Linked DNA regions of Homo sapiens: region 2 is linked to region 1. A link is a contact called in ENCODE Hi-C or POLR2A ChIA-PET data. All regions are on one chromosome and are shown on one strand. The core of a region is the stretch at or near the end of the contact, and the rest is flanking DNA. Distances in the headings are between cores, read along the strand shown. Region 1 holds the start of RPS6KB1 (ribosomal protein S6 kinase B1). Region 2 holds the start of DDX42 (DEAD-box helicase 42).

Region 1 (3,036 bases), core at 268-2,767:
GTGAGACCCAACTCAAAACAAAACAAAAGAAACAAACAAGAAGAACAGTATTATTTTAGGCCACTTAGTTTCTTAAAGTGTTCAAAATTCTTTATATACATCATCTCAATCTTTTGTCAACAGTAGGGCAGGTGCCAGAGGAGAAAAACTGAGGGTGAGGCAAGGGAAAGGAAGCCCCTGTGTAATTAGAGCAAACATCTGACGTCATTAACCCATGTATTCAACTAGACATTGGAATTTAGATGCTAAACTACCAAGAGGTTATCAACTGATGATCATTTGGTCCAGGATCAGTGATTTAGTATGACAACATTTTTGAACTTCAGGTGCAATTTGTCATTTTTTGATAAATTTATCTAGGGAAAAAAAAAGTTATTCCATAAAGATTAACAAACCACTAAGCCAGCAGGGTGAAACCAAGCTATGCATTAGGAAATACAATTCTAAATTTAGCACCCTAAATTACAGCAAGGAAAGCCCTCATACCACCATTCACAAGTCTCTGTTCAGGCAACTTATTTCTGGCAAGCTAAATCAAGGCTGTCAACTGGTTTTTGGTTTTTTTTTCCACCTCAAAATTACATTAATTATTCTGAAAAAAATACAGACATCTTCAACTTGGGGAAAGGTTACAAGTGCCGTGTGTCCTTATAAATGCTTATTTTAAAAAGTCACACGGAAGGGGGTAAAAAAAAAAAAGCAAACAAACAAACCCTGGAAGATTGGAAGATGCAGCAGAGCCCCCTTGCTCCCGAAATAAAACTCCTGGTGGCTGTAACAGCAGCGGCAGTGCTACTCCCGACAGAAGTTTTCAGCTGTCACTTCTAACAGCTGAGCGCTTCCTAGGAGAGAAGCGACAGGCCGAGAAGAGAGGTGGTTGTGGGAGGTCTGAAGATTCAATACTTGAAATTCTAGACTCGAAGGGAAACCCTCCACACTTCGCCTGCACTTACGGGACACCCAGCAAGAGCAGCCCCCGTCTCCCCAACACACGCTCACGCCACCCGCTCCCCGCCACACTCAAGTCCAACAGCTCGAGGAATCGACCACGCGCCCGTTCTCTTTCCCTCTTCAGATCGCTCGGGGCTGCGCTGACCTGGGGCTAAGGGTGCGACCTGCACCTGCGAGCCCCGCAGAGGCCTCACACCTAGGGCCATGACCGCCCCGCCCGCTCCCCTGTCTCAGGCCGCGCGACCCTCAGCTCCTCAGGAGCCCCCCTGGGTCTCCACGCTCTAGGACACACCGCGCTTCCTGAGCCCGCGCCGCCGCCCCGGCCCTGTCACCTCGGGCCCCCGGGGACCCCGGGCCTCACCCCCTCCTCCAGCTCATCCTCAGAGCCCGCGTCCTCTGGCTGGTCCAGGTCTATGTCAAACACTCCTGCCATGTCCTCAGCTTCCCTGTCTCGGAAGTCCGGGGCTGGGTAAAAGCCGTCCCGCCTCCTTCGTCGCCTCATGGGCCCGGACCCGCCGCAGCCACCACAGCCGCTGCCGCCATCACCGGCTGCTTAGGCTCAGTGCGTCTGCGCCTAGGCCTTAGACTGGCTCCTAAAGTTCAGCGTAGGAGCATGCGTACAGGGTTCCGTGAAGCCAAACAGTGGGCAGTGGACATGCGCAGAACTATCGGCAGGATCCAGGCGCTGGCAGAAACATGCGCAAAACACCAGCCGAAGTCGCGCTTGGAGGACTAGAGCATGCGCATTGTCAGCTGGAGCGTTCGGTGGACAGTGAGCATGCGTACCATATCTGAAGTTCGTAAATTGAAATTGAACATGCGTAATTAATCTTTCTGAATAGGAAAAAATATATACACAACAAAACTCTCCGTTTATGGAACATGCGCATTTGTTCTCAGTAAGTTTTTCGTTTTGAAAGTGAGCATGCGCATGGTGAGTAGGTTGGTCCGAAGTTTGAACCGGACAGAAGCGCTGGTCGGCGTCTGGCGGTGAGTCGGGTTACGTGTGGAGAACTCCTGGGGCCCGTGGGGAACGGGGGACCTTTTGGCTTTGCTCTTTACTAGTTCTGTGGCCTTGGAAAAGTCAATAACCTTTCAGAGCCTCAGTTTCCTTATCTGTAAAATGAGGATAATAATAAACCTACTTTGCCGGTTTGACATTTTAAGCACAGAGTCTGTCTCACAACCCACGGCTCATTTCCAGTGCTGCATAGACCTGATGTGAAGTCTTTATCAAAACTTGTCTTTTCCTAGGTAAAAATAATGAGGAACTGCTCTAATGTTTCTTTTGCTTTCTTTCTTTTTCAAATGGAGACAGGGTCTCGCTGTGTTGCCCAGGCTGGTCTGGAATCCCTGGGCTCAGGTGATCCTCCCGCCTCGGCCTCCCAAAGTACTGGGATTACAGGCATGAGCCATTGCGCCCGGTTAATATTTCATCTGGTTTTCTTTCTCCAAGCTGCATCTTTCTTGCTGTCCTACCTGAGCTAAACACAAAATCTTTCTTACAGGTCTTACTAAAGTTACCAGGCTAGACTAGTGGAGAAAGCGTAAGCTATTATTTAGAAGAGAGAAAATTAATGTTAATTGAATGTACAATGTTGAGCACACTTCTGTGTTCTACATGTTCATGTGGTGTGAAGGGTGGTACTACTAATTTCTTCAATCAGCATTTGTTTTGTCTTGTTTTTATTTTTTTAATTTTAATTTTTTTTTTTTCTGGAGACAGGAGGATGTCACTTTGTCACCCAGGCTGGAGTGCGGTGGCAAGATCTTGGCTCACTGCAGCCTGGACCTCCCAGGCTCAGGGGATCCTCCCACCTCAGCCTCCCGAGTAGCTGGGACTGCAGGCGCACACCACCACGCCAAGCTAATGGTTGTATTTTTTGTACAAACAGGGTTTTGCCATGTTGACCAGGTCTGGAACAGCCAGGCTCACGTGATTCTCCCAACTCAGCCTCCCAAAATGCTGGGATTACAGGTGTGAGCCACGCACCCAGCCTCTTTTTTTCTTTTATCACTCCTCAACTGAGGAGAATGTTTTGTTTTAAACATATGTTTAGGAAAAAAGTGATTACAAATCAGATT
Region 2 (3,036 bases), core at 380-2,879, 3.9 Mb before region 1:
CCCTCAGATCCTTCCTAAGTAACAGCCTAAAAGGCTTTGGTTGTTCCGCTCACTCCCTTCCCCCAATTCTTCCCTGACCTTATCTCCTAATACTCCCTCAGCTCACAGTGCTCCAAACGCGTTGGTCTTCACACTCTTAACGGGCCAGCTTTGTCCTCCTCAAGGCTTTTATGTTTGTTATTCTCTAGCTTGGAACGTTCCTTTCCCCAGATAAACGTAGGCTCTCACTCCACCTTCTAGTCCGCTTAAATATCAGCTTGTCTGTATGGACTTCCCTGACCACTTTATTGCAAATTCCAACACCACCACCTCCCCAACCCCCTTTCCAGCTTTCTTTTCCCTAAGATACTGATCATCTTCTAACATTCAGTATAATATATGTATCTGTTTGCCTCTCCTCCCGCTACTAGAAAGTTAAGTTCCCCAAAGGCAGGGGTCTAACACCTATCCCTATCACCTAGAACGGCGCTAGAGAATAGGCACCAATAAAAATACCCCTTGAATGAACGAATTGCACATTAGGCTACACAATGCTTCTTCCAGGTACAGGAAGATATATTTTCTTTTCCCAGCTGTCAAAATATAAACATTAATTTTTGTACGAAACACTCATTGCTCACCTCTTATGTGCCAGAAATGAGCTTGGCTCTGCAAAGCGCCTTAAGACATAGTCCCTGCGCTTGAGGAAGTCCTGGGTGTGTATACGAGAGAGGACAGACATAGAAACATCATTGACAAAAAGAAAACACAGGGAAGCCACAAGAAATTGGATAACTGCCTATAGGAGTGGGGGCAAGAGGGAAATTCTCAGTGATGAGAATGTAATTCCCCAAAACTCTCGACAGCTTCTCCTGTTTTTGATGCATATGTTTGCAATTCCATGTAAATTATTTATTCACATCAGATACGCTCTCAAGTAGGCCGCAAAAAAGTTTGTGTGACTACAGTGATGCTAATAATCGACCTACTCAACGCTGCACAAAGATCATCGCCTATATCTTTTCACTCCTCTCATTTGGCAGCTTTTGCCTCTCAGGACCCCAAATTCGGAGGCCTGCATCTCCCAAGCGCTGCCTCCTTGGGTCAGAATTCTCCCCGCGCTATTCCTGCCCTGGAGCCGGGCACCCTGCAAATCCTTTTCCTAGGCGAGGGGGCGCCGCCTCCGGAAAGCCGCCAACTGGGCCTCGGTAAGACTTGTGAGGGAAGCGGGAGCTGTGGGAGGGCGACGCGGCTAGGAAGGAACCCTAGAGGCCTCAGCCCCCACTCCCACCCCTTCCCGGCACCCCGGCCGCCGGTGCCCCGAGGCTCTGCCGACTCTTTGTTAAGCGAGGCCGCGGTTCCTCCGCCCTCGCTAGGCCCAGCAGTTGCCTCCAGTGCCCCCAAGGACTGGCGGCCTTGCGTCCAGAAACCCCACGCACAAACCTGCTGCTATGGCTGCAGCGGCAGCTGCTACAACCGCGGGCGCGGAGCGAATCCCGGAGCCCAAAGTACGCGCTGTCCCGGCCCGGTCCCGCCGCGCTCCTTCCTCTCCGCCCCCTTCGCCGCCGCCGCCGCCACCACCACCACCGCCGCCGCCACCGCCACCACCGCCACCGCCTCACGGCCCGTTGCTGAAGGGGGGAGGGGAACAAAAACGCGACATGCGCAGTGAGGAACGCGCGGGCAGAAGGGCGGGGCCGGGGCTACGGCTCCCGGAAGGCGCCTGACCTTAAAGCTCCAGAACGCCTCACAGGCTCCTCAGATACTCTGACGGGAAACTGCAGTTGGGTGGACAGTGTTCATGACCCATCTAGAAAGTGGGTCTGCGAATGAAGAAAAAGTGGCGTCAAGGGGCTAGCCAAAAATCCCAAGAGAAAACGGGTTGGACAGAAACCATATTTACATGAACATGCCTATAGTTTAAACTGTTGCATATACTACTAGAGCGACACTCTTGCCTCTGGCCACGTGGTCCCACACAGCATGGCCACCTTTAGCTTCCGGAGCACCGGTTCCGTGTGACGTCAACTTGACGGAATCCTAGGTAGGAGGATTGGGATAGGCGAGGGCAGTTCCGGCCCAGGGGCGGGGATTATGTAATTTTCCCAAAAGCCCCACCTCGCCTCAGCCGGGCGGGAGAGAGGGAGGTCTCGCGCTTTCCCCGGGGTTGCGTCCCGCCCCGCAGGCTGCGCGCAGGCGCTGACGAGCCGCTCGCATTCTACGTAACGGACGGCGGAGGCTACGTGAAGAGAGGCGCGGCGTGACTGAGCTACGGTTCTGGCTGCGTCCTAGAGGCATCCGGGGCAGTAAAACCGCTGCGATCGCGGAGGCGGCGGCCAGGCCGAGAGGCAGGCCGGGCAGGGGTGTCGGACGCAGGGCGCTGGGCCGGGTTTCGGCTTCGGCCACAGGTAAGGAGCGGGCCAGGACGCGCTCGTCGGCGTGGCCGGGCCAGGCCGAGCGGTGACTCCGAGTTGCTTGGCCTGTAGCCCGGTCCGGTTGAGATAATTGTAATGGTTTGGGGGAACTTTCCCACGGAGCTGTGAGCAAATGATAGCCAAAAGGGCAGAGTTAGAGGAAATGTACAGTGTGTGCCGGAGGATGACATTAGGATGTATTGATTCTCTTGGGTGGGGAGAAACTAGGCAAAGGGGTTTAATAGAAGCAAAAACCTCTGTGGCCAGTCTCTTCTGGAGGTTTCTAAAATGAAACGTGTTTGTATCCAACACATATAAAGAGACAGAGGAAAGTCTGCATGATTTCCAGAATACTCGTTTTGGCCGTTGTCAGGAAGACCTAATCTAAAATGACAACAAGGAATGATGGCCTCACTCAGTCCTCTTTCCTCAAGTCTAGACTCAGTCGCTGAGGAACTATTGGATGAGCTTGCAGAAAATAATCAAACCAGACTTGTTAGCGCTTGTGTGAATTTTCCTTGGTCCTGTGTTGCTTGCTTCAGGAGTCATAGAGGCTGGGTGGTCTGGCAAGGACTTGTGCATTTGAGAACTGACAGGTGCAGCGGAGACTTCTAAGAGGGAAAACCAAGGTAAAAATGGCTTG

The links. A loop is a pair of places that touch in the nucleus more often than their neighbours do. ChIA-PET counts read pairs that join two places held with the same protein, here RNA polymerase II (POLR2A). Pooled maps may share reads with other maps.
Region 2: a map of CD4-positive, alpha-beta memory T cell shows a loop between it and region 1 (13-fold over the local background). The contact joins the promoter of DDX42 here to the promoter of RPS6KB1 in region 1. A Hi-C loop is called at or near these places in 1 of 168 maps with a recorded cell type or tissue (CD4-positive, alpha-beta memory T cell) and 5 of 50 pooled maps. POLR2A ChIA-PET finds 5 or more read pairs at or near these places in 1 of 52 experiments (activated CD4-positive, alpha-beta T cell).

The regions. Positions count from the first base shown.
Region 1 is chr17:59,891,602-59,894,637 of GRCh38, reverse strand. It overlaps RPS6KB1 (ribosomal protein S6 kinase B1), which reads right to left and starts at 1,517. Exons shown (of 15, transcript NM_003161.4): 1 at 1,313-1,517. The coding sequence starts at 1,453. TUBD1 (tubulin delta 1) reads left to right here and starts at 1,695. Exons shown (of 9, transcript NM_016261.4): 1 at 1,695-1,941. RefSeq lists a silencer at 1,100-1,299 and an enhancer at 1,490-1,769.
Region 2 is chr17:63,772,763-63,775,798 of GRCh38, reverse strand. It overlaps DDX42 (DEAD-box helicase 42), which reads right to left and starts at 1,629. Exons shown (of 18, transcript NM_203499.3): 1 at 1,423-1,629. CCDC47 (coiled-coil domain containing 47) reads left to right here and starts at 2,202. Exons shown (of 13, transcript NM_020198.3): 1 at 2,202-2,387. RefSeq lists a silencer at 1,301-1,590 and enhancers at 1,721-2,030, 1,743-2,327.